2 separate regions of the Homo sapiens genome follow, and region 2 is linked to region 1. A link is an interaction called in ENCODE POLR2A ChIA-PET data of the cell type or tissue named here. Cell type or tissue: Panc1. All regions are shown on one strand. Each heading gives the region's core, and the rest is flanking DNA. Links, peaks and the distances in the headings are about the cores only.

Evidence for each region. Peaks named below come from ENCODE experiments on the same cell type or tissue, not always from the same donor. Only the 100,000 strongest peaks of a DNase experiment are listed, where the experiment ranks them.
Region 2: POLR2A ChIA-PET joins it to region 1 with 16 read pairs; 2 of 35 experiments call an interaction of 5 or more read pairs at or near these places.

What each region holds. Positions count from the first base shown.
Region 1 is chr4:118,907,628-118,922,882 of GRCh38, reverse strand. The region is part of intron 1 of SYNPO2 (synaptopodin 2); the gene reads right to left. Among named protein-coding and RNA genes, the nearest start is that of SYNPO2, 26 kb to the right of the region's middle. RefSeq lists an enhancer at 5,179-5,679. In Panc1, for the core only: no CTCF peak of the experiment used is centred there; no DNase peak of the experiment used is centred there.
Region 2 is chr4:118,584,688-118,599,942 of GRCh38, reverse strand. It overlaps the pseudogene LOC729218. Among named protein-coding and RNA genes, the nearest start is that of METTL14-DT, 93 kb to the left of the region's middle. RefSeq lists enhancers at 6,664-7,571, 8,079-8,358. In Panc1, for the core only: no CTCF peak of the experiment used is centred there; a DNase peak (open chromatin) is centred at 8,242; H3K4me3 peaks cover 1,053 bases; H3K27ac peaks cover 847 bases.

The DNA.
Region 1 (15,255 bases), core at 4,508-12,507:
AAAAGATTTTATTTTTTAACAGACTGGAGCCGAATATCTGTCTGGGATCTCTAAACGTAATGTGAAAAATACCAGACACTTCTCCCTGGAGTTTAAAATTTAAGACAACACTAAGTCTCTCTATCCCATTATAATAAAAGCCTTATATTCACAACTAACAGAAATCAGAAAATGCCAGTTGATCTTCTAAAAAAAAAAAAAGGCTGTTACCTTAACCCTCTTTGGTTACATGAACAAAGATGATATGTGTCCCTTTTTATAAACATGTAGGTTCCAGTAGAATATATAAGTAGCAAATATCTACATCCTGTGAATATGCAGGTAGAAAAGAGGGTTCAAAAAAAAAAGAGTGGAGAGCAAAACCTGTTTGACTACACCATCAAGCTAGTAAGTAAACTATTAGAGTTTCCTCAGGGAATTATTTAGAAGGATAAAGTAAGGAGCACCACAAATACATTTTACTTCCAAAAGGAATCATCTACCTGTATGGCTTATATTTTTATAATATATATTCTTATATTACAGAAAGCCAACTTTTTTCTTTCTGTAAACCTGAAGGATTTCTTCAGGGAAAGAAATAACCCTATCATGCAGACGTACATCTACTTTAGACAACACCTGATTCGAATCGATAATTAAAAAGGGTAACAGAAACAACTCCAGAGTAACAAATCTACACATGGTTCACTGGAATTACTCAATGGCTAAAAAATTACACTCAAGTACAAGGAGGCATTTTTTATGCAAGCTTGCCTTGGACATTCACTCCCTCCTCATTTATTTAACCATTTATAAGCCCATGCTAGTCACTAAGGATATAAAGATGAACAGGATACAGTCCCAACCCTCAAGGCACTCCCAGTAATGAGGAAAACAGTCCTATAAAAAGATAATTGTGAAACAATGTGTTAAGTGACAAAGATATGCACAGAGTATTATAAAAACACTGAGATGAGGTAATTAATTTAGGGCCAAGACTGGCTATCTGGAGAGGTGACAAAAGTTAATCAAGTGGAAGAGGGAGAGGACTGCATATTGAGGGAGAAGCAAGAATGAAAACAAGATGTCAAAAAAGAGTATGTGTGTGTGTGTGTGTGTGTGTGCATATGAAAAGTAACTGTAAGCAATTTGATGTTGTAGGAATTTAAAGCTTAAGTGGCAATAGAAAGATAAGGCAGAGAATTAGACAAGACATAATTAATAAAGGATCTATTTTTCCAAATTAAAGAGCTTTGGCTTTGCTATGGAGGGAGTGGGGAAGCATCGAAGGGTTTTTTAATTATTATCATTATTTTATTTTAGAGATGGAGTCTTACTATGTTTCCCAGGCTGGGCTCAAAGTCCTGGTCTTAAGTGATTCTCCCACCTCAGCCTCCCAAGTAGATAAAATTATAGGCACAAACCACTGTGTGTAGCTTCCAAATGATTTTAATCAAGACAGTGGCATGGGCAGATAGATGTTCTAGATACGTCAGCCTGGCTGTTGTGTCGAAGATGGGTTTGAAGGCAAGATCCAGACTAAAGATATGATGGTATCATGAATATAATGATGGTAGTAGTACTTATGAGAATGAAACAATCTCTAAGGGATAGCATGTAGAGTGAGAAGACAGTGGACTGACCATGAAATCCTACAGAATACCAACATTTAAGGACTAGGTAAAGAACTCAGGTTGGGCCAGGTGTGGTGGCTCACACCTGTGATATCAGCACTTTGGGAGCCCAAGGTGGGAGGATCTGTTGAGGCCAGGAGTTCAAGACCAGCCTGGACAACACAGCGAGACTCTGTCTCTACAAAATAAAAGTAAAAAATAGCCATGCGTGTTGATGCGCGCTTGTAGTCCCAGCTACTAGGGAAGCTGAGGAGGGAGGATCACTTGATTCCAGATCCCAGGAGTCTGACATCATAGTGAGCTATGATGGCACCACTGCACTCAAGCATAGGTGACAGAGCTAGACCCTCTCTCTAACAAGAAAAAAAAAAAGGAAAAAAGAAAAGAAATCAGGTGGATCTTAATAACAATCTTCCCCAGCCAGACATCATTCTTGATTTGGCCAGTTTGCCCACCTACTGCCTGGTTATTATATGATTGGTGTCCAAAAAAAAATGGTTTCATATGTGTACTGTGAAAATATTTATTTGTTTTAAGATTTATTTTAACCTCAGCAAAATTGTTCCAATATGCAATTTTAATAAATCTGGGGTATGGAATACATATTTCTTACATTACACTCAAACTACAAAGAGTTCTTTTGATGGTTAAATTACTTTACAGTTTAGAGAAAGACAGAAAATTATTGCCTTTCCTCTGTTCCATGGTGGATTATTTTGTTCTTAGAGTTCTGTCCAAGACAGAACAAGTATCTGGTGCTGTGCCTACTGTGGGTGCCAAGTGTTCTTGTATTTACTCTAATACGTGCACAGTCGAATCACTTAGATAAAAGTTGTTTTTTATGACATGGGTGATCTCACTCACTCCAATGACTTCAACCACCAGCTGCACACAGATGAATTCTAGTCCTTCCCTTTTCCTGAGCTCTGAGTTCTTATATAAAATTGCTTACTAGGCACCCTGGCTGTCCTTCAGCAAACTCACTCTAAAAATACATAAAAGTAAACTCCTTATCTTTCCTTACATACTTATTCCTTCTCCTATAGTCGCTGTTTTCACAAATTACTCTAAATTCCGCTCAAATATCCAAGTCATCCCAGATTCCTCTTTCTCCTTCATTGCCTCCCACAACTCTTCAACCACCTTATCCTACAGGATCCAATTATTTTGCATCAATGGTATCTATCTCCTCTTCTCTACCACTAATTTCTGCCACCTATACTAAAATGATAATTTTATAACTGCTCTCCCAGCCTTCAGTCTCTCATCCGTCCAATAATTTCTCCACCAGTTATCATATTATTCCCATTATTTAAATATCTGTGGTGGATTCCCATTGCCATTATCAAACTCCAGCTTCTTAGCAGGGATCACAAGTCCCTGAATGAGGAGGCTCCTGCCTAACTCTCCACTACATCTTGTTTGCTGCATAGTGAGCCTCTGGTTGTAGCCAACTCCTGTACTCAGTCTCTTTAACAGATCGTGCTGGTTTATGCCTTAAGGCTGTTGCCTCGAACACTTTCTGTGATTCTCTCCTCCATCCTGAAAGACACCTTCTCATATTTCGAGCTATATATTCCACCTTCTAGAAAACTTTCCGATCTCTCTCCATCCTCTTTTGTGCCTCCACTGTCCCCTATACCATCTTCTACAATAACACTTGCAAAATCATATTACACTAATTGGGTCACATATTTGACTGCCTCTATAATATGTAAGCTTTTTGAAGAGAAGAACTTTATAATATTCATCCTGGCATCCCTAGAGCCCAGTTTGATTTATGGTATGCCCTTAACTGATGTTTACTGACATCAAAACAGCTTTAAAAGTTGATACCTAGATGAATAAACTTTTATTTTTTCAGTCAATTACTTCGGTATGCAAAAAGTAGCCAAATTATGAGAGGGGAGTATGGCTAAGTACAGTGACTACAAAGAGGTTTCAGCTCAAAGTCCAATTCTCATCAATTCCAAATGACTGACAAGGAAACAAGCTTGAGAGACAGGGAGGCTCAATCCAGGCTCAGAAGAATGAGTGCAATGATCGACTAGCGCTTCCTGTCATATTAATGCCTAATATTTGCTCTCCCTCATATTATGTAAGTATTCAATAAGCAAGCCTTTTTGATTAAATATTCAATGAGTATTTTTGAATACTTGTGCACATGACTGAATCAGTGTCTGTATTCAAAGCATATATTCATTAGGAACACCATGCTAAAAATGGCAAAACATTTCTGCTGGTGCTGCCATAGAATTTTTAAAATGTATATTTAGTTTCATAATAGTCCTAATTTTAGCATATTCTGTCTGGTTGGTACAATTAATAATATTTTTAAAAACATTTTAAAACTTTTTAATCTGTATTTTGATGGACTTGGAAATCTAAAATAGTCATTGCATTACCTTCAAAATACTTGATGAAGAATTAAATTATTGCTACCTAATATAACTGTGTATGTCATGTCTTCTGGCAAACTAGCAATATTGAGTTTGAAAGGCAAATGAAAATCTTATCCCGATGTTTGGACTAAGTTGTTTTTAAGGAACAACTTACTTTATCTGCAAAGCAGATTTAAGTAAACGCAATCTGTAAAATTTTCTTTTAGAAACTACTCTCTTGTTCCACATCATCAAATTAGAATGTTTCATTATAATTTTATCTGAACTCTATATGCTCTAGTGCTGCTCTGCAAATGAGTCAGAGGAGAACTATTCCCAGTTTGCAGCCAATTCTCCAGAGAAGCAAAGGAAAAAAGAAACAACTGCCTTTTAAGGAAATCAAACCTGTTTCTAGTGATAAACCCCTTTCCATTTCTATTTGAACATAGTCTCAACAACCAACGAACAGAATACTATGAAATAATGTGTAAAATACATTACCTATTGGATGAACCACTTAGCCAAACACATCTGTAGGTTTGTTTAATGTTTTTCATATACCATAATCTATTACATATAAACAAATTATATAAATATACACACCTGGGTACATGTGAAATGATAAAATAACTTTTTTCAGCAAACATTAAGACATCTGGTTTCAGTTTGGAATTATATGTTGGCAAACATTGTTTAAAAAATGGATTTTTTAAAGTTTAAAAAAAGAACTTTCAGTTTCTAGAAAGTTTTTATAATGTGGAATTTGTATGGCAAAGAATTTGTATAAAAAGCTGAATGGGAAGGATTGCTAAAGGTAAGCTCATGCAGCAGGCACTCTTCACCTACTTTCTCTTCTACCTAACTCAACAATTTGATGGGAAAACTGCCAATTCAGTTTGTACTTCTAACTTTTTTGTTCTTTGAATTTAGAAAGTGACAGAATGTAAAAATTTAGTATATAGGGCCTGCTACTATATATTTAGCTATTTTTCCAATATTTTGCAATCATGTTATTCTCCTTACATTATACCAAAGTATTTCTATCACAAATCTTTTTTATCAGTGTCTCAGAATGGACTAGAGAAATGACTCATGGCATAATAAAAAATCTCTTTTCAAAAGCATAAATGATGATGCCTATTTAGTAACACAAAATCGTTCTTACAGATTGAAATATTGTATTAGCATTGCTGCCTGGAAGTCACATATAATAAGGGACAAACATTCATATATGCACATGTATTTACATAGCATGAAACCACGTTTTGGTTTTGACCAAATTGTTTCTATTTCTAACAGCAAAGCTACAGAAGAAGAATTCAAAAATTAAAAAGCTGGATTTTCATCTATTGAATCACAAAACTCTGACACTATTATTCATTGAAGAGATTACCATGGTTGAATTCTCTGAATTTAAGGTGAGTTTCTTTTGTTTGTTTCTTTTTTGTTGTTTGTTTCTTTGTTTTTTTTGTTTGTTGGTTGGTTTGTTTTCTGTTCGAGATGGAGTTTCACTCTTATTACCCAGGCTAGAGTCCAATGGTGCGATCTTGGCTCACTGCAAACTCTGCCTCCTGGGTTCAAGCGATTCTCCTGTCAGCCTCCCAAGTAGCTGGGATTACAGGCACTCGCCACCACACCCAGCTATTTTTTTGTATTTTTAGTAGAGACGGGGTTTCATCATGTTGGCCAGGCTGGTCTCAAACTCCTGACGTCAGGCGATCCACCCGCCTTGGCCTCCCAAAGTGCTGGAATTTCAGGTGTGAGCCACTGTGCCTGGCCTGTTTCTTTGTGTTTTAATCAAATGACTTTACATCTCCAAGATGATTAAAACAAATTTTTTGAAAACAGCAGAAGGGCGGGGCACGGTGGCTCAGGCCTGTAATCCCAACACTTTGAGAGGCTGAGGCAAGAGGATTACTTGTGGCAAGGGGCTGGAGACCAGCCTGGACAACAGAGCAAGACTCTGTCTCTACTAAAAATAAAAAAAGATTAGCCAGGCATGGTGACGCATCTTTGTAGCCCTTGCTACTTAAGAGGCTGAAGTTGAAGGATTACTTGAACCAAGGAGTTCAAGGCTGCAGTGAGCTATGACTGCATCACTGCACTCCAGCCCGGGGGACAGAGTAAGACCCTGTTTCTAGAAAAAAAAAAAAAAAAAAGAAAGAAAAATAAAAGAGGAAGAGGAAGAAGAAAAAGAAAGCAGAAATGCTCTGAAACTTCAAAAACAGCATTATATCTAAGAATAAAAAGTTTATTATAAAAATATATGGTAAAACATTTTAAGAAAACATTTTAAAATAATAATTTTAAAACTCAAGATCTAATAGTAAGTAATAGGTTTATATTTCTTAGACTTGGAGTAGCAAAAGATTTCTCTAACAAAACCTGAAACCATTAACTATAAAAGAAAAAAATAGGCCAGGCTCTGTGACTCACCCCTGTAGTCCCAGCATTTTGGGAGGCTGAGGGGGGTGGATCACTTGAGCCCAGGAGGTCGAGACCAGCCTGGCCAACATGGTGAAACCCCATTTCTACAAAAAATACAAAAATCAGCTGGGTGTGGTGGTGCGTGCCTTTATTCCCAGCTACTCAGGAGACTGAGGTGAGAGGATCACTTGAGCCCAGCAGGTTGAGGCTGCAGTGAGCTAAGATTGTACCACTGCACTCCAGCCTGGATGACAGAGCAAGATTCTGTCTCAGAAAAAAAAAAAAACCCAAAAAACCCTAAGTTTGACATATTAAAATTGTTATTCATCAAAAGAAACCTTAAATAACATGAAAATATGGGTTATAATATAGAAAGGTCATTCACCATATATACAATGAACAAAGCGTAATATGAAAATTATATAAAGTACTTGTACTAATCAATAACACAAACAATTTAATGTAAAAATGTTCTAAAGAACACACAGCCAATAAATGTATGAAGAGATATTTAATTTACGTGGTAGTCATGAAAATAGAAATCAAGACCACAATTAGGTACCATTTTATATCTAGCAAAATGGCAAAAATAAAAATAAAAAAATAAAAAGTCTAATAAAATGAAGCATTAAGAAGTTGTAGAGCCGCAGGATGCCTTTTATATTGTTGGTGGAAATGTAAAATCATGCATCAACTTGAACAAGAGTTTGGCATTTTCTCCTAAGCATGATCATTTACAAACCTATGACCCAGCAATTCCATTCCTGGGTATACAACTAAAAGAAGTCTTTGCCCATGTACAAGAGGAAACATGTTCTAGTAACACGTGTTCACAATAGCAAAAACCTGGAGCAACCCAGATGCCCATCAACAAGAGAATGGTGAGTGAACTGCGGGATACTCACACAATGAAATATTACACATTAGAAAAAATAAATTAACCAGAGTTACAGCCATATGGATAAATCCTAGTGGTAATATCTTAAGTGGAAAAACAAGTCCCGAAGATTACATACAGCATGGTACCCTTTTAAAAAAGCTAAAACCAACTAAAATAAAAATATCTACTTTCTAGGAATGTGTAAATATTCAATAAAACTATATAAAAAGAAAGGTAAGTAATGGAATAGAATTCAGAATGACAGTTACCTCAGGTGGGGAGAGGCAGGGTGATAATATTGGGGTTGAGGTCGTTAATGTCAGACATCAGGTATTATCTTAGTTTTTGTTTGGGGAGTTGGTATTACATATGTTTATGATATTATTAGAAATAATTTAAGAAGTGTGCTATGAACTAAGAATTATAATTTTTCAGCTCTCGTATTCCTGTTATCCAAAGTAAAATTTAAAAATAAATTTAAATAACTAAAAATTCATGATCTATGGCTCAAATGCTTTAGAAGGCTTTCAGACAGTGACCTTATTCATTGATTTTTCTGTTTTTTTTTTTGTAGAACTTTTTTGCATCTAGTATTTTTCATTATATAATAAATACTTCCAAATATCAAAATGAAGTATATAAAACATAAACATATTAAGCACAAACTTCAGTGAATTCTAATCCTTTCCAACTCCACTAGTTTTGCTACAAGAGTAACTACCCTGTCTTACTCAGTCTTTCTCCCTCTCCTACCAATATTCTAAGAAACACTTTCCTGGGCCATCTTTTCCCTCAAGTAGGTGCCATCTTCACTCTTCCTGTTTTCTCACCAATTACATTTTATTTGCTGTCTTTCCTTTACTGCCAAACTTTAAATATAATTATCTAGACTCTATGTCTCCACTTGCTGTCTTCTAATTCTCATTTCTCAGCCAACTATTATGTGGCTTCCATCCCTATCATTTTATTGAGAAATATCACAAAAAAACCCTCCCAGATATCAAATGTGTGGTCTTCTTACCAACCTCTTCATTGAACCCACAATATCTGTCACTAATAAATAATTCCTTGAAATACTCTCCTTTTTAAACTTACCAGAAATACTTATCCTCTTTCTATCTTTCTAATGACTTATTTTAACTTTTTTCCATTGACTCTTCTTTCTCTGTCCATACTTTAATTATTGGTCTTCTCCAATTTTCTGTACATACTCTGTTCTCTTGGCTTCTTGCTTCAGGTATTTCAGCTATTATCCCTAGATTTCCTCTAGCCCTGGCCATTCTCCTGAACCCAGACTGATACTCTTAATTCTGCATTAAAAATCTCCTTCTGTATGCTCTATAGATAACTTAAATTCAATTTATTTAAAATTAAATTTATTTTTTTCTATAATTGCTCATCGTCCTCTAATACAATCTCTCAATAAATCCAACATCCATCCCTTTGTCATCCAAGATGAAACAATCAAATTACTGTCCACTCCTCTCCTGACCCCACCATCCATATCCTATATCCTTCTAATTTGTCTATGTTTCTTCCTTTTCAGCCCTGGTGCTATGGGCGTGATCTAGAATCCTATTATTTCTCACATGGCGTATGGTAATCACCATTCTCCAAGCTCCACCCTTTGATCCATTTCCACATTGCCATCAGTCATCTACCCAAGTATGCATCAGATAATGTCATCTCCCTGTTTAGAAATCTTTAATAAGAATTTGGGAGAAATAATTTTTAATGAATAAGATGATGCATTTGAAAGGAAGAAGACAGAGACTTTTAAACCTGGTTCTTTGAGTTAATAAACTCAGAAGTTGTAAAAGTATCTTTTAACCCTTTCCATGATGGTGAGGTAGCAAGATCTTCATTATGGCTTTTCTCACAATGTTTTCCTGCGACCCTGACACAAAGACCTCACACAAACTATGGAAAATGAGTGTAGAGCTTGAATGTTATTACAGGAACACACCAATGAGTTTTTCTGCTGCACACACACACACACACACACACACACACACACAAACAATAAATGAAAGAAGGCTCAAGATGAGCATTTTGAATTCTAGCTATTTGAATTCTGTTTTATACATAATTCACTGACCTTTCTCACAATACTGTAACTGAAACTATAACACCAGAGCTGGAATGTTCTTGAAAAAGTTTAGTCTCTACAGACTTCTTGCCATTCATTGACATGCCATGATCTTGCAAGCCTTCTGTGTCATTGCTCCAGGTACTCCCTAGGTCTGGAAGTTCTCGGTCCAATTCAGACATCAGGGTCTAGTTTGAATGTTAACACTTCTCTTTATTGCTCCCTGATGATACTATGCAGAATTAATTTTTTCATGATTTGTATTTCATAATACATTATATTAATATATTCCTCTCTTTAAAGCCTTGTCATCTTGTATAATAGTTATAAATCTGCCTTTTCCATGAAAATTTCTTAAGAGCAAGGATAATGTCTTTTTCACCCTAGAACCTAGCATAGTACTGTTGCACAAAGCAAACAGTAAGTATATGCTTACTGAATTAAAATGAATATCAAAAGCTAATGCTAACAATTAGTTGGAATCCATAAACCTGGGAAGTATGGTTGATTTTGCCTTGAAATAACTCTTCTAATGGTCATAGACCCAACTTGGAAAATTACATGAAAAAATAATTCTTACAGTGAAGTTGAAGCTACAAACAAAAATAATAACCATGTGTTTAGCTAAACGTTTTTCTGTTAATTATGCCTGAGATTGTTTTATAACTGCTGAGTCTCAATGCTAATTATACTGAGCTTGCCCAACTAAAACCCTAAAGTCCTATTTTTTTCTGAACTACTATCTAGTTGGTACTACCTTAAAATATAATTATTTAAATTAAATGTGGATTTTGCATGTACTGTTCTAGCTAGGGCTTTCAGGTAGATAAGTTCCATTGGAAGGATAATTAGAGGGAAAAAATGGTTAGAATTTATAGAAAAGTCTTTATTTGAACAGCTGTCATAGAAACAAGGAGTAGACAGTCAAGTTTTTACTAAAGGTAGAACTTAAATCAATAAGAAATTATAAGAAGGAAGATTTACCTAAATTTTTAAACAATTTTTTCCTTTTGGCCAGGCACCATGGCTCATGCCTATAATCCCAGCAATTTAGGGGGCTGAAACAGGTGGATTACTTGAGTCCAGGAGTTTGAGACCAGCCTGGGCAACATGGTGAAACCCTGTGTCTACTAAAAGTACAAAAATTAGCTGGGTCTGGTGGCATGCACCTGTAGTCCCAGCTACTGGGGAGGCTGAAATGGGAAGCTCATTCGAGCCCAGGAAGTTGAGGTGCAGTGAGCCATAGTCACTCTACTGCACTCCGGCCTGGGCAACCAGAGTGAGATCCTGCCTCTGACAAACAAACAAATTTCTTTGTTTAATGATGATCAACAATTAATTCTTTAGATTTCATTGCATCTCGTGATCAGAACTAATTTTTTAAAGGCTAGTGGTTTATTTATCAGTGATGTTGTAAAAAGAAGTCCTCTACCTAGAAGCAGGTTATATCAAAAGAGATATCTCTTTCAAATTCTAAGATTTTATGAGCCCATTAATGCTTTCCATAATTTTCACTCATTGGCATTCTTTAATCAATCTTATTTTGCACCTAGACTTGATCCTGTCAATTGGCTTAACCTGTCATTCATCTCTGTGCCTTTAGGGAAATTTCTCTTTACTGTATAAGTCTATGTGTTCATTGTATTTAGCTCTATTGTGGGATTGGAGGGGGGGAGTTGCTGAATGAAAATGGGATTTGTAAACAAAATAATTTTTAGTTCATGTCTCATCTCAACTCCTAGAATTAATGATCTAAAGAGCTTCTAAATGTTGGTATCTCTTATTTCTTCCCATGATGGTGAGATGGCAAAACCTTCCCTATGATCTTTCATGCATAGTTTTCCTTTGACTCTTACACAGAGACTTCATGCAAACTACAGAGACTATAGAGTTTTTAATGCTATCATGGGAACTTGCCAAGAAACTTTTATGCATGCACAAAGAAAATAAAACAACAAAAGAAAGAACGAAAGGATCAGGCATCAGAGATGAACATTCTGGTATTTCCACTCCAGCTGCTTGAAAGGTGACTAGATTGAATAGAAAAACAAATGGTGAATCGGGGAAAGCAAAGATTGAATTAATCTCAGACGTACATCTGGAGTTTATAAGAGAGAAGCAGAGAAATTCCTTGTGACTGATCCATATTAATAGATAACCAAGGCAGTTCATGCAGTTATAATGCAGGCAATTCCCAATTATCCCTGATAATGGACCTAGGCATAGCATAAAATGATTTGATATCTCAACTCAAAGATGCATTAGCTTCAACATTTCCTCCTCGTACCAATTAGATTTTCTTAAACCAAAAATTTTTTATCTTTGCTTCATCCGAGGACTAAAGGACAGACAATAAATAGGAAAATCCAGGATAGATCTCTTAGATACTTATTAAAGATCTTTTATGTGTGAGAAATCATCAGATAAAAGAAATATAAAGTATATTTCCTGTCTGTAAGAGACTCGCCATTTTCTATGGGGAAAAGTACATACACTTGGGAAAAGTCAAAATAAATTAACACTATATCATTAAGCACCAACTGCACAGGCATTGACAGCACAAGGCATTGACAATTTTAGAAAATAAAGTACTCATGTTTTGTTGGGAGAGGAGTCATGAAAACAACTGGACTTTAAAGGATGATTCTCAAAAAAAAGTAAAAAAGAAAAGTAGTTGGGTACATAAATAAGAAACAAGAATTTGTTCTGGTGCTGTGTTCTTTTTAACCTAGCTCAGAATGAACTATTGGATTAGACTGCACACTCACACACACACACAAACACACACTCATCCACCCACATGCTAAAGTTTTAAACAATATAGCTTTTCTATGAAATGTGAAGGTAGTTGGTGAAAATTCTCTGAAGCCACTAGTCCCTAAAAGCACTCTTCTCTTTGTTTGGAAATCAGCACACTGATTTTCCCTGTCTATCTTATCAATTAGCAGAAATTTGCAATACTTAAGTGCACCATATTTCTCATAAACACACACACACACACATAATTAAACAAGTAACTTCTAAACATTTGGGCTCATAAAGATTAAGGGAATTTTGAAAGCTGTAAAAATGGAAATTCCCGGTGCAACGCACCTCCTTCAGATATGAGTATAGGCGTGTTATGCAAGGTCAAAAGAAAATTGAGAGGGAAAAACAATCACAGCACAGAAAGGAAAAACAAAGTTGACTGATCTCATTCTCCCTTCATTCTCCCCTGACATCTTTTTTACATAATGTCTCCTGTCACAAGGAGGCTACAAGTCAGGGTTTAGGAGAGGAGAAGCATCATGTCAAACTCTGCACCTGGAACAATCTTTAAGAGAAAACAACAGTGAGAAATAGCCACATGTGTTGCTGCAAAGACAGAAATCTGAGATTGAACACAACAACCCAGAAGGGACTGGTGAACCGTCAATACTTTAGCTACATGAATGATTTGGAGGTCATAGTAAAATAGACGTTGGAAATGGAAAACAAAAAATAATGGGGAAGGGGGTGGAATTATGCTCAGGTCATCTGTTTTCAACAAATGGAAGAGATCAGGAACGCATTGTGAATGATCAGTAAATGCCACTGTACAACTGCGGTGTCGTCTCATTTGTAATTATTTTAGTTTATAGATAACCTTTGGTATGTGGATACCAACTTCTGTCAAGAGTCAGAGATATGGACTCAGGCTGGGCCCTGGAAATCACACAGATATAAGTGTAATGGCAATGCTCCCAGGACACTAATAATTGCAAGTTTGCTGGCTCAAGAGCCCCGGCAGCAGATGCAGCATCTCCCTCTGCTCCTCCATGCACAGGAATAAGTTCACTGACATCTTCTGCTCCAGCCTTCCCAAGCGTGGGCAGGGCCCACAATTTATTCTGCATCTGCCACTATCAAAGCTGTCTATGTATGAGAAAAAAGAGTGGGAAAACACCCTTCCACAGTGCTGTGTCCCACATTAGCACCTGGACTCTGGCACAATTAGTGTCCTGAGTTTAATGGAAAACAGTTCCTAAGTTCCCACGTACTCTCTCTCCACTGGAGTGTTCCTGGGCAAGTCCAGGGAACAGGCATCTTCATATCTCACACATGCTCTCCCCTCTCCCACACCCCCAAACATATCAACTCCTGTAGGTCAATACCCCCAGGGACATCTTTTTAGCCTAGGCTTACTCAGGACCAGCCCTATTACCAAGACAAAACTCAATTAAGAGCCATGTAAATGGAATAGATGTCTACGTGTATGTCAGTTCTCATCCCCCGTATGTTTCACAACCCTGAAAAGAGCTTTATCCTCTATACTAGGCATCCCTCAGTGTGAATTTGCAATCACAGGTATTTTTTGTTAATGTCACAAGGATGTTCGAGGGTACATATGAGCCGTGTGTCCATATTTCATTGCAGAGTCACTCCCATGAATCTGGACTCCAGGTCAGGCTGCTGGGCATGTTGAGGGGTACATCTGCAGTGCCAGATAATTGAACAATGGATCAGAAGATGGCCATTCCTCTATGCCTTTATGTTACGGGGGCCCAATCTTTTAAAAAACACATTATTTAGTTCCTTTTTCTAACAACCAGATAGGTCAGGAATCTTTAAGCAATATTAAAACTAAATTCTGTAAACTATATTAAAAACAAAATAAAGGTTTTTATAGTACTTTTGTGAATTAGAACAAAAAATTAATTACAAGATCCAAATTTCAACGGCCTTCTCTTGAAACGGACCCTATAACCTTAGTAGGGCAGTGGTATGACGGCATTTATAACTCCTGTTCTATAAGGCTTTATCATGTGCACAACCTATTTTCACGTATCTCCCAAAAGAGAGATACCAGAATTTAATTATTTTTTAGGATAGATTTTTTTATTTGATTTATCCTGTCTTGATAATTCCATGAAAAGCTGCAAACCCAGACTTCCTAAGCTTTAATACCTTCCTGCCCATTGCTTTTAGAACATTGATCATACTTACGAATGTTTTTTATCCTGAAACGATCTGGAAATCTAATCGAACTAAAATGTGAGAATTTTCTTCTATCAAAAATTTTTTCAAGTCAATTTTTAAAGTACCAAATCACTATTAATATTTTAAAATGTTTAGAAATGGAAGTATGTTACCTAGATTATTTGACATTGACATATACTTATTTTATCAGCCAAAAGAAATCTGTATTGGCCAATATAATGAGTAACAAGTACATGATAAGAAAAGTTCTCTTTATGTGTAAAACAGCCTTCAAATTAATTCACATATTCTTAATTTTTACAAAAATATAAAATAAAAGAAAGGAAATAATTTTAAGAAAGCCATCATTTATCATATTCTCATACTAAGCAACTCCACATTTAGGAATTTATTCTAGAGGGATGATCAGAAAAGTGCGTAAATATCTTTTACATATACAAAAGTATTCATCTCAACACTATCTGTAATGGTTAAAAATTAGAAATAACCTACATGTTCAATAGGGAATTAGTTAAGTCAATAACGGTCAATCTATATAATGTATAATACTACACAGCCATTAAAAATTATGATGTAAATCAGTATTCATGGACATGGAAAGACGTCCATGATGTGTCATTTAATAAGAAAGCACATTAAGTACCATTCCTTTTCATGGAATGGAAGGTAAGAGTGATTGTGAGTTGATGTGTGTACAGAGGGGTCTGAAAACTTTCTCCCCAAAGTGTTAATAATGTGGTATTTCTGGCTGGTATAGTTTTTCCTTTATTTTTATCCTTTTCTGTAATGTTTGAATTACTTTTATAATGACAATGTGTCATTTTTATATTTCAAAAATTAAAGCCATTTTCAATTCTAGTTATTTTAGGGGTTTACAGTATAGACTGTAAAGAAGTCATTTGTAGG
Region 2 (15,255 bases), core at 3,875-11,874, 320 kb after region 1:
GGCTGGCCCCTCTCTGCCAAGGCCATATTCTTTTTTTTTTTTGAGGCCAGTTTCACTCTGTCTCCCAGACTGGAGTGCAGGTGCACAATCTCGGCTCACTTCGACCTCTGCCTCCCCAGTTCAAGTGATTCTCCTGCCTCAGTCTCCTGAGTAGCTGGGATTACAGAAGTGTAGCATGCCTAGCTAATTTTTGTATTTCTAGTAGAGATGGGGTTTTGCCATGTTGCCCAGGCTGGACTCGAACTCCTTGCCTCCAGTAGTCCACCTGTCTCAGCCCCGCAAAGTGCTGGGATTACAGGAGTGAGCCACTGCACCCAGCATTTGCCAAGACCTTTGATGGCAGGCTTTTTCCAGGTGATCAGTCCTTGTCTGGTCTGGCTCTGCCCCACTCTCCTTCTCACCTAGTTGGAATCCCTAGCTACTTTTCAGTAGAGGAGAGTGTGTACCCCAATCCCAGCTTGGTTCAGATCTGCATTTAACTCATGGAACCTGGCTGCTCCCCATGTCCTGAAGAAAAAAAGGGTCTCTCTGTGGGTATGATAAAGGATGGGCCTGTCCCCAGGACCGTGTGAGAAGGAAGCCCAATGTCCCACCAGGTTGGCAGGGCTGGGGAAGGGAAAGTGTTATGGCAGCCCCAAGAAAAAAAAGAGGCAGCAGAGGGAGGAGGACAGCGCTCACATGGAACTCATGCCACGGCCTGAGTGAGGGGAGGGAGGAGTGCACGCCAGTGACGTCAGGGGGCAGAGAGGCGCAGTTCCAGGGCGGCTTTCCCCCTCACTTCCTGCCATGTTACTCTGATCGCCTCCAGGTGAGCCTGCCCATTTTGTGCCCAGGGGCCTGTAGAAAACCACAGCTCCCCATGGTTATGGCCCCAGGAGTGGGGCAGAGCAGGGAGGAGTCCTGGACAGAGGAGAGGCAGGGGCAGGAGGGAGTGGGCCTCAAACTCGAGGAGGGGGCCCTTCTCATGGGTCCTGCTTTCTGGCTTCTCCTTCCTTACCCCTGGGCTGATCACTCGGGGAAGAACTGAGACAAAGTTTCTCACCCTCAGGCCCAAAGGGTTTAATTACTGGGCCCTTAGGGAGGTGTGAGCCCCCTGAAAGGATGCAAGGTTTTGTTTTGTTTTGTTTTTTGAGACAGAGTTTCGCTCCTGTCGCCCAGGCTGGAGTGCAGTGGCGTGATCTCACCACACTACAACCTGCGCCTCCCAGGTTCAAGTGATTCTCCTGCCTCAGCCTCCGGAGTAGCTGGGATTACAGGTGGCTGCCACCACGCCTGGCTAATTTTTTGTATTTTTAGTAGAGACAGGGTTTCGCCATGTTGGGCAGGCTGGTCTTGAACTCCTGACCTCAGGTGATCCCACTGGCTCTGCCTCCCAAAGTTCTGGGATTACATGAGCCACTGTGCTTGGCCACGATGAAAGGTTTTGTGTGGAGAGCATGTACATGCCTTTCTGGGAAAACAGTCCACAACAGGCTTCACGGTCAAAAAAGGTTAGAACTCTTGCTACAGAGCTGTGGAAGCAGCTAGGTGAGGGGCCTGCCAAGGGCACTCTGGGCACTACCTGGGCACTCTCGAGCCCATCATCCCCTAGACAGGCTGCACTGCTTGGTATTTGCAGAGCTGAGGGGGTGGGGCATGTGGGGACTGTGAAATCGCCCTGAGATGACCCACAGTCCTCAGCTGGGAAGTGAGCGGTGCATCTCCTGCGGCATCCTCCATCCCTAGAGCCATGGGGCCAGGAGAACTGGCCCTTGCAGCAAGTGAAAAGCCTATTATTGACTCCCTCCCTAGCCATGTAGACAGTGAACCAAGACATTCATATCAGGTAAATGCCTTGGTCTCTGTCACCGAGGTGACCAGTAGGCATTCCCAGATACAGTGAAGGTCCTCACACCAAGATATGCACCTGGCCACCTGAGGAAAGAGAAAGGACTATCTGAGGGGATGGGGCTGAGCTGGGTGTGGAGTGGTCCTTGTGGGTCTTGGAGAGTGGGAGGGGGAGCAGCATGAGCCAGGCCTCGAGGTAGAAGGACAACCAGGAGACAGCCTGGAAAAAGTGCTGGACCCACAAGGGCTCAAGGCTGGCCAGAGGGGAGGTGGGATAGGCTGCAAAGTCCTGAGGTCTGAAGATTGGCCCTGGCAGGAAGAAACCAGGTAAGGTGAAGTGTTACCTACACCCTCGGGGCCAGATGCAGGCCAGAGCCACGCAATTACCAGGCCCTTAGGGAGGTGTGAGCCCCTTGAAATGATGCAAGGTTTTTTGTTTTTGTTTTGGAGACAGAGTTTCGCTCTTGTCGCACAGGCTGGCACCTTTGCCCAGAGCAGGCACCAAGACTTCTGGCTCTGGGTGTGACCTCAGTCTGGGTAAAAGCCCCAGCCCCCACCAGGACCACCTACCCCCTAGACTACTTCAGGTGCTGAGCCCAAGCCAGGGGCAGGAAGCTAAACTGATGCCTAGGGTAATCCCAACAAAGTCCCTGGTTCCCCGCAGCTATGGGGCTGACGGGGAATTACAGCCCAAACCCCAGATGCTGGCTCTCAAGCTAACACTGAGCCCTTAGTGCCCACAGGGAGATACAATCAGCGCACTTTCCAGATGGGGAAATGGGATCAGAGAAGTGCAACAGCCTTGCCCAATGCCCCAGACCAGGGCTCCAGGCCCAGAGTGTTCTTTTGTCACAGTGTTCAGAGGGCAGCAGCTGCTGTGATGTACCCACCTGAGCCTGGCAGCTTTCTCCAACTTTGGAAGCCCAGGAGCATGGCCCCTGTCCACAGATGCACCTGGCATGAGGTGTGCCCAGAGGGACAGAGGCAGATGAGTTTCGTCTCCTCCACTGGATTGTGAGGGCCTAGAAGGAGACAAGGGTCTGCTTGAGAAGGCAGTGAATAGCGAGCAACCTGAGGCAGTGCCCCTCTGGATGGATCCGCAGTGCCTGGATGGAACCTGGCTCAGACAGAGCTCAGTTCTGCAGGTCCCTGAGGCATGGAGAGTTCACAGCTACCAAGTGTAGGAGTCTGGATTCAAAGCCAACGGCGTGACTCCAAAGTCCCTGCCCTAGCCCCTGGACCACCCTTGCAGGCCCATCAGATGCCCAGGCCAGCAGCACAGCCGGCCAAGACCAGGGAAACTTGGGGAGCCTCAGAGCACCCCCAGGTATTCCAACCTAATCCTGGTACCCCGCCTCTCACCACCCTTCTTCCTGCTTTAACCTCAATCCCTACACAAAGCCTGGGCCACTTAATGTGGCATCAAACAGATGCCTCAATAAATCAGAGTCTAATCTTGAAAAAAAAAAAAAAGACTTAACAGATATACAATTGCACGTTAGAATGCTAAAGACCATAAACATATAACAACTTAAAGTACATATAAATTCAATATATATCCAATCATTGTAACTATGACACAGTAGAATATTAAAATACTATTTTCAAAATGTATACAAGCTTAATGTTCTATGTATTCAAACTATTTATTCAAAATACAAATCATCAACATAAATTGCCACTAATATTCAGTCCCTTCACAGGACACATGATTCACTGGGAGTTAATAAATTAGCAGCCGGCAGGCAGTGACACACAGCAAAAATGAAAACCAAGAGGTGAAATAGTTCTGAAATAAAGGTTTTAAAGCTAACAGAAATCACTGAATTACTAAGTCATTAGCACTAATTTTGAGCCAACTAACTAATTAATATGAGATGATACAATGTCCTATACTTTGGTAAATACAGACTATGTTTAAACAATGTCTGTAACGTGACTTGTAAAATGCTCCTGGCTTTACAAAGATGTGATTAAGATGTAGTAATACATGCTAAACCACTTCCCCCTGCAGAGCATGTGGTAACTTTCATCAGTCACATTGAGAGTCCAGAAGATAAAGGAAAAGGTCATGGATTTTGCTGAGACCTTACCAGAGTTGAACTCCCTCATTTTCCATTCCCCAGCATTGGCGGGTTCTGGGACTGGTGGCTGTGGTGGCTCGTTGGTCTTTGTCTCTTAGAAGGTGGGGAATAATCATCATCCTGAAAAAGAAAAAATGGTCATTACTGAAGGAACCATCTTAGGTTACAGCCACCTCTGGGTCAATTCCCAACATTCACAAGCTGAGCAGGGCTTTAAAGCTATCTTATTAATAATTATTTCTGTATTGCGAACTTCAGCATACTTTTTTCTAGTTACATTTGAAATGTTATTCTTTTGGGATGTGCTCAAGTGAATACTGCTTTTTCCTCTGCCTTGCTTCATTACTTTTTAGTTTCCTTCATTTGAATCATCATTGTAAGTCTCCCCTTCTCCTCAAATAACTTTCAAATTGCTGCCAAGAACTATGTTCTATCTTAAGGCTTTTGAGAAAAAACTTTCAATGAAGATAGCCGCCTAAAGTTATACAAATATATAAGAAACGGGATAAAATAAAGCTTAGATTGGAAAAAATATTTAAGATTATACAAAATTCACGCGTAAACAAGGGAAGCTGAGTAATTGTACGTTCAAATACTTTTAACAAGTGCAAAACATGTAGGCTTAAAGAAACAGAGCTGGCCAGGCATGGTGGTTCATGCCTGTAATTCCAACAGTTTGGGAGGCCGAGGCAGGCAGATAACTTGAGGTCAGGAATTCGAGACCAGCCTGGCCAACAGAGTGAAACCCTCTCTCTACTAAAAATACAAAAATTAGGCCAGGAGTGATGGCTCATGCCTGTGATCCCAGCACTTTGAGAGGCCGAGGCGGGTAGATCACCTGAGGTCAGGAGTTTGAGACCAGCCTAACCAACATAGAGAAACCCCGTCTCTACTAAAACTACAACATTAGCCGGGTGTGGTGGCACATGCCAATAATCCCAGCTACTCGGGAGGCTGAGGCAGGAGAATCCCTTGAACCCGAAAGGCAAAGATTGTGGTGAGCCGAGATTGTGCCATTGCACTCCAGCCTGGGCAACAACAGCGAAACTCCGTCTCAAAAAAAAAAAGAAAAGAAAAAATTAGCCAGGCGTGGTGGCGCATGCCTGTAATCCCAGCTACTTGGGAGGCTGAGGCAGGAGAATCGCTTGAACCCAGGAGGCTGAAGTTGCGGTGAGCCGAGACTGCACCATTGCACTCCAGCCTGGGTAGCAGAGCAAGACCCTGTCTCAAAAAAAAAAAAGAGAGAGAGAGAGAAGGAAAGAAAGAGGGCTATGTTATTTATGAAACATGGTGAAACGCTGTCTCTACCAAAAATACAAAAAATTAGCTGGGCATGGTGGCGCGCACCTGTAATCCCAGCTACTCGGGAGCCTGAGGCAGGAGAATCACTTGAACCCGGGAGGTGGAGGTTGCAGTGAGCCAAGATCATGCCACTGCACTCCAGCATGGGGGACGGAGCAAGGCTCTGTCAAAAAAAACAGAAAAAGAAAAAGAAAAAAGAATTAGAGACATCTGGATCAAATCAGCTGCCAGTCTCGCAAAGTGTCTGGTAACATCCTATTAAGATTGCTGCTTACACATCATCTATAAAATACTGAAAATATCATTTTAAGAAATCTTTTTTTTATTTTGAGACAGAGTTTTGCTCGTTGCCCAGGCTGGAGTGCAATGGTGCGATCTCAGCTCACTGCAACCTCCGCCCCGTGGGTTCAAGCAATTCTCCTTCCTCAGCCTCCTGAGTAGCTGGGATTACAGGCATGCACCACCACGCCTGGCTAATTTTGTATTTTCAGTTGAGGCAGGGTTTCTCCATATTGGTCAGGCTGGTCTCGAACTCCTGACCTCAGGTGATCCACTGACCTTGGCCTCCCAAAGTGCTGGGATTACAGGTGTGAGCCACCATGCCTAGCCAAGAAACCCTTATTTTAAAACAAGCCAGGCACCGTGGCTCATGCCTATAATCCCAGCACTTTGGGAAGCCAAGGCGGGTGGATCACTTGACGTCAGTAGTTTGAGACCAGCCTGGGCAACATGTTGTAACCCCATCTCTACTAAAAATATATTTAAAAAATTAGCTGGGCGTGGTGGTGGGCACCTGTAATCCCAGCTTCTCAGGAGGCTGAGGCAGGAGAATCACTTGAACCTGGGAGGTGGAGGTTGCAGTGAGCGGAGATCATGCCACTGCACTCTAGCCTGGGTGACAATAGAAAGACTCCATCTCAAAAACAAAACAAAACAAAACAAAAAAACCACTAAAAAAAGACTCCATTTCAAAAACAAAACTAAAACCAAAAACACAACACAAATGTAGTATACAAATGAAAATAATTACTGTGTTAAACACAGTTTCATAGAAAATAAAAGACCAATCAAATACAATAAGCTGCCTTTTTAGATGGGTATGTTATTCTTCTTTCACAGCTAAAGAAACGGGCTCAGAGAATGTTATTTGATTGGACCGTGTTGCATCTCTGGACAGTGCAGCTGAGATCAGACTTTGTGTGTAACTCCACTAGCCTACCAGGGTGCCTCTCATAAAGGTAAGAAATGTAAATTTGGCCTAATATACAAAGTTGCCAAGGCAGCACTGGGTCAATTCTACATACAGTACTTCTATGTTCATCAAGGGAAACCTTAAGGGAAAGTGAAAATGCTTCTAGAAGGCGACTGGACACCAGCGCCTTTGCTTGTTGCCTTTGGGCTCTTCTTCTAAGGCCAACAGTGACCTGAGATTATTGACTGGCTTTTCCAATCAAGTGGACAAAATGGTACCAAGGTCGCCAACATCAGACAAATTCACTTGAGGGCCTTATCTATGTGCTTTGAAAGACAAAACTGCTTTTGTAAAGGACACTGTATTTCAGAAAAACATAATCATATTAACAAATAATAACACTGTAAAATGCTGATGTGTTGAATGCTACTTTAGAAAAACATGCTCAAATCCAGGGAAAAAATTTGATACAAAACTACGTATCAATTATCTAGCTAGCTAGCTAGCTAGCTATCTAGAGACATGCTTTCACTCTATTGCTCAGGATGGGAAGCAGTGGGATTATCATAGCTCACTGCAGCCTTGAGCTCCTGGCCTCAAGTGATCCTCCTGCCTCAGCCTCCTAACTAGCTAGGGCCACAGGTGGACACAGTTATGCCTGGGTTTTTGTTTGTTTGTTTTGTAGACACAGGGTGTCACTACATTGCCCAGGCTGGTGTCAAACTTTGGAGTCTCGCTGTGTCGCCCAGGCTGGGGTGCAGTGGTGCGATCTCGGCCCAATGCAACCTCTGCCTCCCGGGTTCAAGTAATTCTCCTTTATCAGCCTCCCAAGTAGCTGGGACTACAGGCATGCGCCACCACGGCCGGCTAATTTTTGTATTTTTTGTAGAGACTGGGTTTCACCATGGCCAGGCTGGTCTCCAACTCCTGACCTCAGGTGATCCACCTGCCTCGGCCTCGCAAAGTGTTGGGATTACAGGTGTCAGCCACTGAGCCTGGCGGAGCACTTTCTTATGTTATTAAGTAGCCTAACCCAGGTGGGGCGCTGTCCCTCACGCCTGTAATTCCGACAACTCTGATGGCCAAGGTGAGAAGATCACTTCAACTCAGGAGTTCGAAACTGGCCTGGGCAACATAGCGAGGCCCCCCCCCCCACCCCATCTCTAGAAAAAAATACAAAAATTAGGCCAGGTGCACACCGCTCCCAGCTAATTTTTGTATCTTTTGTAGAGACGGGGTTTCGTCATGTTGCCCAGGCTGGTCTCGAACTCCTGAGCCCAAGCCATCCATCCTCCCGCCTCGGCCTCCCAAAGTGCTGGGATTACAGTAGGGCCTAGCCAGCCTCATGTTTTATTTAGCAGTCCCTCCCTGTTGCACACTTAAGATAGTTTTTAAATTTTTTTAGACAGGGTTTACCTCAATCTCGCAGGCTGGAATGCTGTGGTGGGATCATAGCTCACTGGAGCCTTGAACCTTTGGGTTCAAGTAGCTGGGGGGCTGAGGTAGGACTACAGAGATGGGGTTGCGCCATGTTGCTAGGCTGCTCTTGGCCTGAAGGGTCCTCCCGCCTCGAACGCGCCAGACATAGTTTTCTATTTTTGACCAACATAAACACTGTGCTGGGTCTGAATTTTTCACCTACCCTTCTTCAGCCGGCAACACACAGGACCTGGCGGGGAGGTCGCTCTTACCAGTCCCCACTCTGACGAGAAGACTGCCCAGCTCCAGGAACCGTAGCGCCCCAGTGACGTAGCCGAACACCCGCGCCTCTGACGCCGCCAAAGGCCCACCTCTATGGTGTCGGCGAAGGCGCGCCCTTGTGACGTCACGGAGGGCGCACCCTTGTGACGTCACGGAAGCCTCACGTCACGGAAGGCACCACTGCACTCCAGCCTGGCAACAGAGGGAGACTTTGTCTCAAAAAAAAAAAAAAAAAAAAAAAAAAAAGAGAGAGACAAATCTTACCAGCAGCCTGTGAACCAGGAAGTGAAAGTCCAGCCCAAGCTCAGGAAAGTGGAGTCAGCATTGCTCCACCTAGCAAGGCCCCTTCCTCTTCTCCAGAGACTCCAGAATATGGACATTTGCTTCACCTCCTCAAAACCTTTCTTCTTACTTGGTTGGGAGTCATTTGACCATAGCAACTGTATCAGTCAAGGTCAACCAGAAGCAGAAGCATTAGGAGATTTTATAGAAGATAGAAATAGAGATATAGATACAGGTGTTAGAGATATAGAAATGATAGACGAGAGAAACAGAGATGAGAGATAGAAAAAGAAATATAGAGATGAGATGAAGATAGAGATAGAGATGGTAGGGACAGAGATAATAGAGATAGAAATAGATATATACAGGGTTTTGTTAGAGGTATGTAATTTGTCAGCATCGAAATGGAGTCACTTATGTTAAGATAACCTTGACAAATAGAGCCAGGGAAAGACATGAAGAGGATTCTCATGCTTACATGCCTGCTAACAGAAACGACCACCAAAAGCAATAAAAACTACAACTTAGCACAAAGGCTGTCACAACCTTACATAAAAAATACTCCTGCAAGGACATCTGCCCAGCGACTGCCTATACACTCTCGGACTGGCATCACCCTTGCTATTGTTCTCTGTAGCCCAGGATAATTATTTCAAAAACAATTATGTAATCCTCCTTATTTTTTCCTTTAAAAATCTTTGTCTTCCTTTAACCGCCCTGAATACCAACATAGTTTACTGCTGCATGCATATTTCCACTGCAGTGCTTTATTCCCAAATAAGTATCTTTTAGAGAGCTTCTCTCTGTTATTTAGGTTGACAGAGGTATTTAACCTTAAGCAATTGTGGGAGCTGGTTAAGTCATCTCTGAAAAGCTGTTTTTGTGTCTGAGGGAAGTTGACGTCTATAGGGTGGGCAGTTGAGAAGTGTGTTAGGCTGTTCTTGCATTGCTGTAAAGAAATACCTGAGACTGGGTAATTTATAAAGAAAAGACGTTTAAATGGTTCACGCTTCTGTAGGCTGTACAGGAAACATAGCTGCAGTATCGGCTTCTGGGGAGGCCTCGGGAAGCTTACAGTCATGGCAGACGAAGCAGGAGCTTGCATGTTGCATGGTGAAAGTAGGAGCAAGAGGATGGGGGGAGGTGCCACACACTTTTAACTAGATTTTGCAAGAACTCACTACTGTGAGAACAGCACCAAGGGGATGGTGCTAAACCATTCATGAGAATTCTACCCCCATGATTCAGTCACCTCCCACCGGGCCCTACCTCTAACACTGGGGATTACAATGCAACATCAGATTTGGGTGGGACAAGTATACAAACTATTAATATATCAGAAAGGAAAGATGGATATTAAAAGAGAGCAGGCCAGGCACAGTGGCTCACGCCTAATCCCAGCACTTTGGGAGGCTGAGGCAGGTGTATCATGAGGTCAGGTGTTCAAGACCAGCCTGGCCAAGATGGTGAAACCCGTCTCTACTAAAAATGTAAAAATTAGCCGGGCATGGTGGCAGATGCCTGTAATCCCAGCTACTCAGGAGGCTGAGGCAGGAGAATCACTTGAACCTGGGAGGCGGAGGTTGCAGTGAGCAGAGATAGCACCACTGCACTCCCGCCTGGGTGACGGAGCAAGACTCTGTCTCCAAAAAAAAAAAAAAGAGGAAGAGCAACGTGAAACCACAATAAGGAGCTGAGCTGGAGCCCACAAAAATGGACCGAAGTCTTTTTCAGTTCTTGCTGCATCTGAGCTTGATGGTGACCTTGAACGTCCTGCAGTAACCAACACCATCCAAGAGCTCAACACATACCCAGGAGTGGGAGAAGCTGAGGCAGGCTTGGGAGGGTGGAGCAGTTGCAGGCCTGACCCCTGCCTCATGCGAACAAGGTGAGCCAGGAGATGAGTGACAAGGTGTGTGAGCTACACAATGGCTGCAACTTTCCTTGCTCCCCGCAAATCTCCTGGAAGAATCTGTTTTGTGGCCCATCCCAACCAAAAACCAATAGGAAAGGTAATTTTGGGAAATGTAATTCAACCAAGCTAAACTGACACATTAAAAAACCACCAGAGCAACTAAAATAGCATTTGTGGGATAGCAGAGAATTTCAATTACCCATGTTCTTTCTTGTCCCAATTAGCATTGACAATCAAAAATGTGTCTGTGGGCGGTCTATCCAAGTTTATCACATAAGGAATTGTTTTATAATCACCTTTCCCTGTATTTGGAAATCCTGCCAGAACACTGTGATGAATTCACCACGTACACATAGCTCAAGCTGCTTTTTAATGGAGAGGGGATAAAAAGACTTACAAGAGAATACAAACCCACTAAATAATGCTAAAGAAAGATTCCATCTGTAGAGAACTTCCCCTCAATACCCATGGTCACAAGGAAAGAGGTGAGGGTATCTGCTCTAAGAAAGAACAAGGTTGACCAACTGCAGAATGAGCCAGAATAGAATGGGATAGTTAATGAACTTGAATTTTAGTTGCCTTAAAAGGATGATGATCCAAGCATGAGCTCTTGAGGTTAATGCAGTCTGATGCAGGAAAAACCTCAGTGGTAACACATGTTTTTTCCTAGGGATGGCCCAGAGGTCATTTTCCACTGTGAGACAGGAAAGACCTGGAAACAGCTTAATTAGGAAACAAAGTGTTTTAGTGGTGCTGAAAACTGGTGAAAGCAGCAGTCAGAATCCTTCATAGACACAGTGGCAAAGGGACTCCATTTGTGAGATCCAGACCAACTTCAATTGATCTCCAGTGGATGCAACCGTAGAGCCATCCCTGGTGGTCTGAGGGGAGAAAAGCAGCATCTGTCAATGGAACACCTGATGAAGACAGGCCCGCAGCAGAGAACAGCTGGCAGCAGAAGGGGCTGGGGGACTTCTCTTTAGGAGCTGGGTTTCTGGAAGCCAGGTAGGAAACACACACACACACACACACACACACACACACACAGCACTGTAACAATAAGGGCTGCAAGTTCTAAGTGTTCAGAAGATGTTTTAAAAGCCATAAAGATGGAACAAGGGCCAGATGCAGTGGCTCACACCTGCAGTCCCAGCAATTGAGAGGCTGAGGTAGGCGGATGGCTTGAGCCCAGGAGTTTGAGACCAGCCTGAGCACATAAGATGATCCTCTCTCTACAACAAAAAAATATAAAAATTAGCCAGGCATGGTGGTGCATGCCTGCAGTCCCTACAGGCTGAGGTGGTGCACATCGTTAGCACCTGAGCCTCCTGAGTAGCTGAGGGACTACAGGCAGTCCCGTATTGGCCCCAGTTGTTCATCCCTCCTTAAATCTATAATTTCTACTGTGTAAATTTGCAGTTCCTTCCACTCAAGATGTAAACTGCCCCAACTCATAACTTCAGGCTTGGCCATGTAACTTCCTCCTACCTCAGCCTCCTGAGTAGCTGAGGGACTCCCTGCTGAGGTAGGAGGATCGCTTCAGCCCAGGAGGTTGAAGCTGCAATGAGCTGTGGTCACACCACTGCACTACAACCTGGGTGACAGAGAGAGACCCTATCTCAAAAAACAAAAGATGGACCAAGACATGTATTAGGTCATTCAAGGGCCATCGAGTTCACAAGAGATGCAAGGAACATTGAGGATTTTGTGCTACTGGATTAAAGGAGAGTTCTACCTTTTATACCTTAAATTCTGAATATATATGCATTTTCAATTTCTTATTTCCAGGGGATTCAGGGACTCAGATTTCTCCCACCTCACACACACACACACATCCTGATCCAATAATAACAGACATACCCTTTCTATCCTTGCAACAGTCCTCTGAAGTAATCAAGGAAGTGGGATTTTTGGAACACTCAAGCTGATAAAAGCAGCCTGGGGATGGAGGCGTGCTGAGGATCACGGCGTGATGGAATAGGCCCAGGCTATCACACGGCATCAATCAAGAATCACAGGCAGCCCCCACGTCTTAAGTACCATTATGGACTGGAGACCTGCACTTAAGCTATGCGATGAGCTTTCTGCCTGTTCACATAATTGCCCTTGCCCAGAAAGGACTAATGATTTCTCAGGATGAAGAAACTGTAGTAAGATGTGAGATGCCCATTTATGGCTAATTGAAGATTAATGAGGTTTTAGTGCCATTTACCAAGTGTTAAATCACAAACAGGTAATTTCTAGGCATAACTACATGAGGGCTGGGATTTCACTTCAATTCTCCAGGGGAGATGTGTGATTGCGGGCAGCCACAACTTTTCACTGCTCACACAAATCCCACAGAGTTGCAAAATGTGAGGACTGAGTATTCTTTTGTTTACTTACTGTGTGTAAAACTACAATTGGCCTTCGATATTCTTCTATTTGGCTTATGAAAGAATGTCAAATGTTACGAATTATCAAAAGCAGTCTTCATCAGCACATAGAGCTGGTAATTAGTATTATATTAAGCCTCCTAATGAATCTATGATGCTGGTAATTCACTGTCACCTTGAAACTGTCCTGCATCCCCATTTTCCGAATTCTGCCCTCCAGCAAATACAAAAAGTTGCTTTTGATCATAAATTTACTAGCAGTGGTAGATTGAACTATTGTCCCCAATTTTTCATCCCTCCTTAAATCCATAATTTCTACCACGTAAATTTGCAGTTCCTTCCACTCAAGATGTAAACTGCCCCTACTCATAACATCAGGCTTAGCCGTGTAACTGCCTCTGCCTAAGTGAATGGGGGCAAAAGTGATGGTTTGCTGGTTCTGTGCATAAACTTTCAGAGGCTACAATGTATTTTACTTTTCCCTCTTGGGTTTCTGCCATTTCCAGGAGAAGAACATGCCCTAGCTGGCCTGCTAGTTCAAGGGCAATGCAAGACACGTGGAGCAGAGATGGACCCAACCTGTGGCTGACAGCTAACCTCAGCTGAACCAAGTGTAGATCAACCCACGCCAGCTGGCTCACAGCTCCTGAGCAAAAGCAAGACAGCTGTTTTAAGCCACTGAATTTTGGGCTGGGTTGTAAAGCAGAGCTAACTGATTATTGATTGAGCCTCTGCGATATTCTAGCCATGGGTTAGAGGCGGGGCATACAGAGATATGCAAAACATAAGTCCTTGCCTCCAGGAAGGGCCGGTCTCACCAGGACATTGTGTCACTTCACAAAAAGGTACTTCTGACTGGGAGGAGGGTGCAGAGGGCCAGGCTTCCAGACTCGTTTCCAGCATCACTTTATTTCACAAGTTCAGTGTCGGTAACGTAAACGATGACTGCCGTGGTGCCGATAGAGAAATCTAATGAAGAGGTTATGGGAATTCTTTTTAAATTTGAGCTTTTGTCCAAACTCCAGCAGCTGCTTTTTCAAATTTTTTTTTTTCATTTTCCAAAACAAAGTCACTGAAAGATCCCTATAAACCTGTGGTTCTCAAAAGGCTGCAGAAGAATCCCAATGGGAAGTGAGTGGCTTTATTTTCTTGGAAATTCAGAATCCTCAGGGATTCTGATTCAGTCTGTCTGGGTTGCGACACTAGAATCTGCATTTTTTTCATGCTTCACTATTCTCCCTTTACCCAGCAAAATTGTGACGCTGTAAATCTAGAGGCCACTATTTGAGAAATCCTGCTCCAAATGGCAAGCTTCCTGGGGATAGTTACCATGGAAATTGACACGAATTTACGGAGACCTCATCCTGGATTTATTGGCAGAGCTCTTTGGCTTGTTCCTTGACTTCTGCAACCTTGTTTCCTGATCCCTGCGTCTTGACTTGATCTGCCTGGACTCTAGATATTTCTCTGAACTTAGTAGGTGCCTATTATGGTTTGGCTATTTGCCCTCCCAAACCTCGTGTTGAAATTTGATCCCAGTGCTGGAGGCGGGGCCTAACAGGTGTTTGGGTCACGAAGGCGGATCCATCATGAATAGATTAATGCCCAGGGTGCGGCATTAGTTTCCAGGAGAACTGGTTATTAAAAAAGAGCCCAGGCCAGGCGCGGTGGCTCATGCCTGTAATCCCAGCACTTTGGGAGGCCAAGGCAGGTGAATCACGAGGTCAGGAGATCAAGACTATCTTGGCTAACACGGTGAAACCCTGTCTCTAATAAAAATACAAAAATCAGCCAGGCGTGATGGCGTACGCCTGTAGTCCCAGCTACTTGGGAGGCTGAGGCAGGAGAATTGCTTGAACCTGGGAAGTGGAGGTTGCAGTGAGCCAAGATCGCGCCATTGCACTCCAGCTGGGCAATAGAGTGAGACTGTTTCAAGATTAAAAGAAAAAAAAAAAAGAGCCTGGCACCTTCCTGCTCTCTCTTGCTTCCTGTCTTGCCATGTGATCTCTGCACACACGTGCTCCCCTTTGCCTTCCACTATGAGTGGAATCAGCCTGAGGTTTTCCCCAGAAGCCCAGTCTTCCAGCCACCAGAATTGTGAGCCAGATAAACCTCTTTTTAAATAAATTACCCAGCCTCAAGTATTCCTTTATCGCCACACAAATGGACTAAGACAATGCCCAATCAGTGTTTTTTAAATGAATTAATGAGCTTGCCACCACCTGGATCCAGACGCCTCCCTGTCTGTCCTTGAGCACTGACTGCTACAGATCTGAGCACCGGCCTGATGCTGTGAGCTGGCTGCCCTGATCTGTCCCGAAGTTCTGAACCGTCCTCATTCCTTCCTCCTCCACCACACATCCACCCTGCTTGTCTTTCTCTGTTTCCCCAATACTCAGGGCTGACTTTCTTAGCTTCATGTTCATTGGGATCTACAGCCAGTGGGACATCAGCTGCCAGACCAGCATCTCTGCTATTATTGAGACTGGTCTGAACTCTCAAAGCTTCAACACATCTTAACAGATCTTAAGGAGGAAGCGAGGTGGAAGGTTTCTATCTGTAAATAAGAACTGGCCA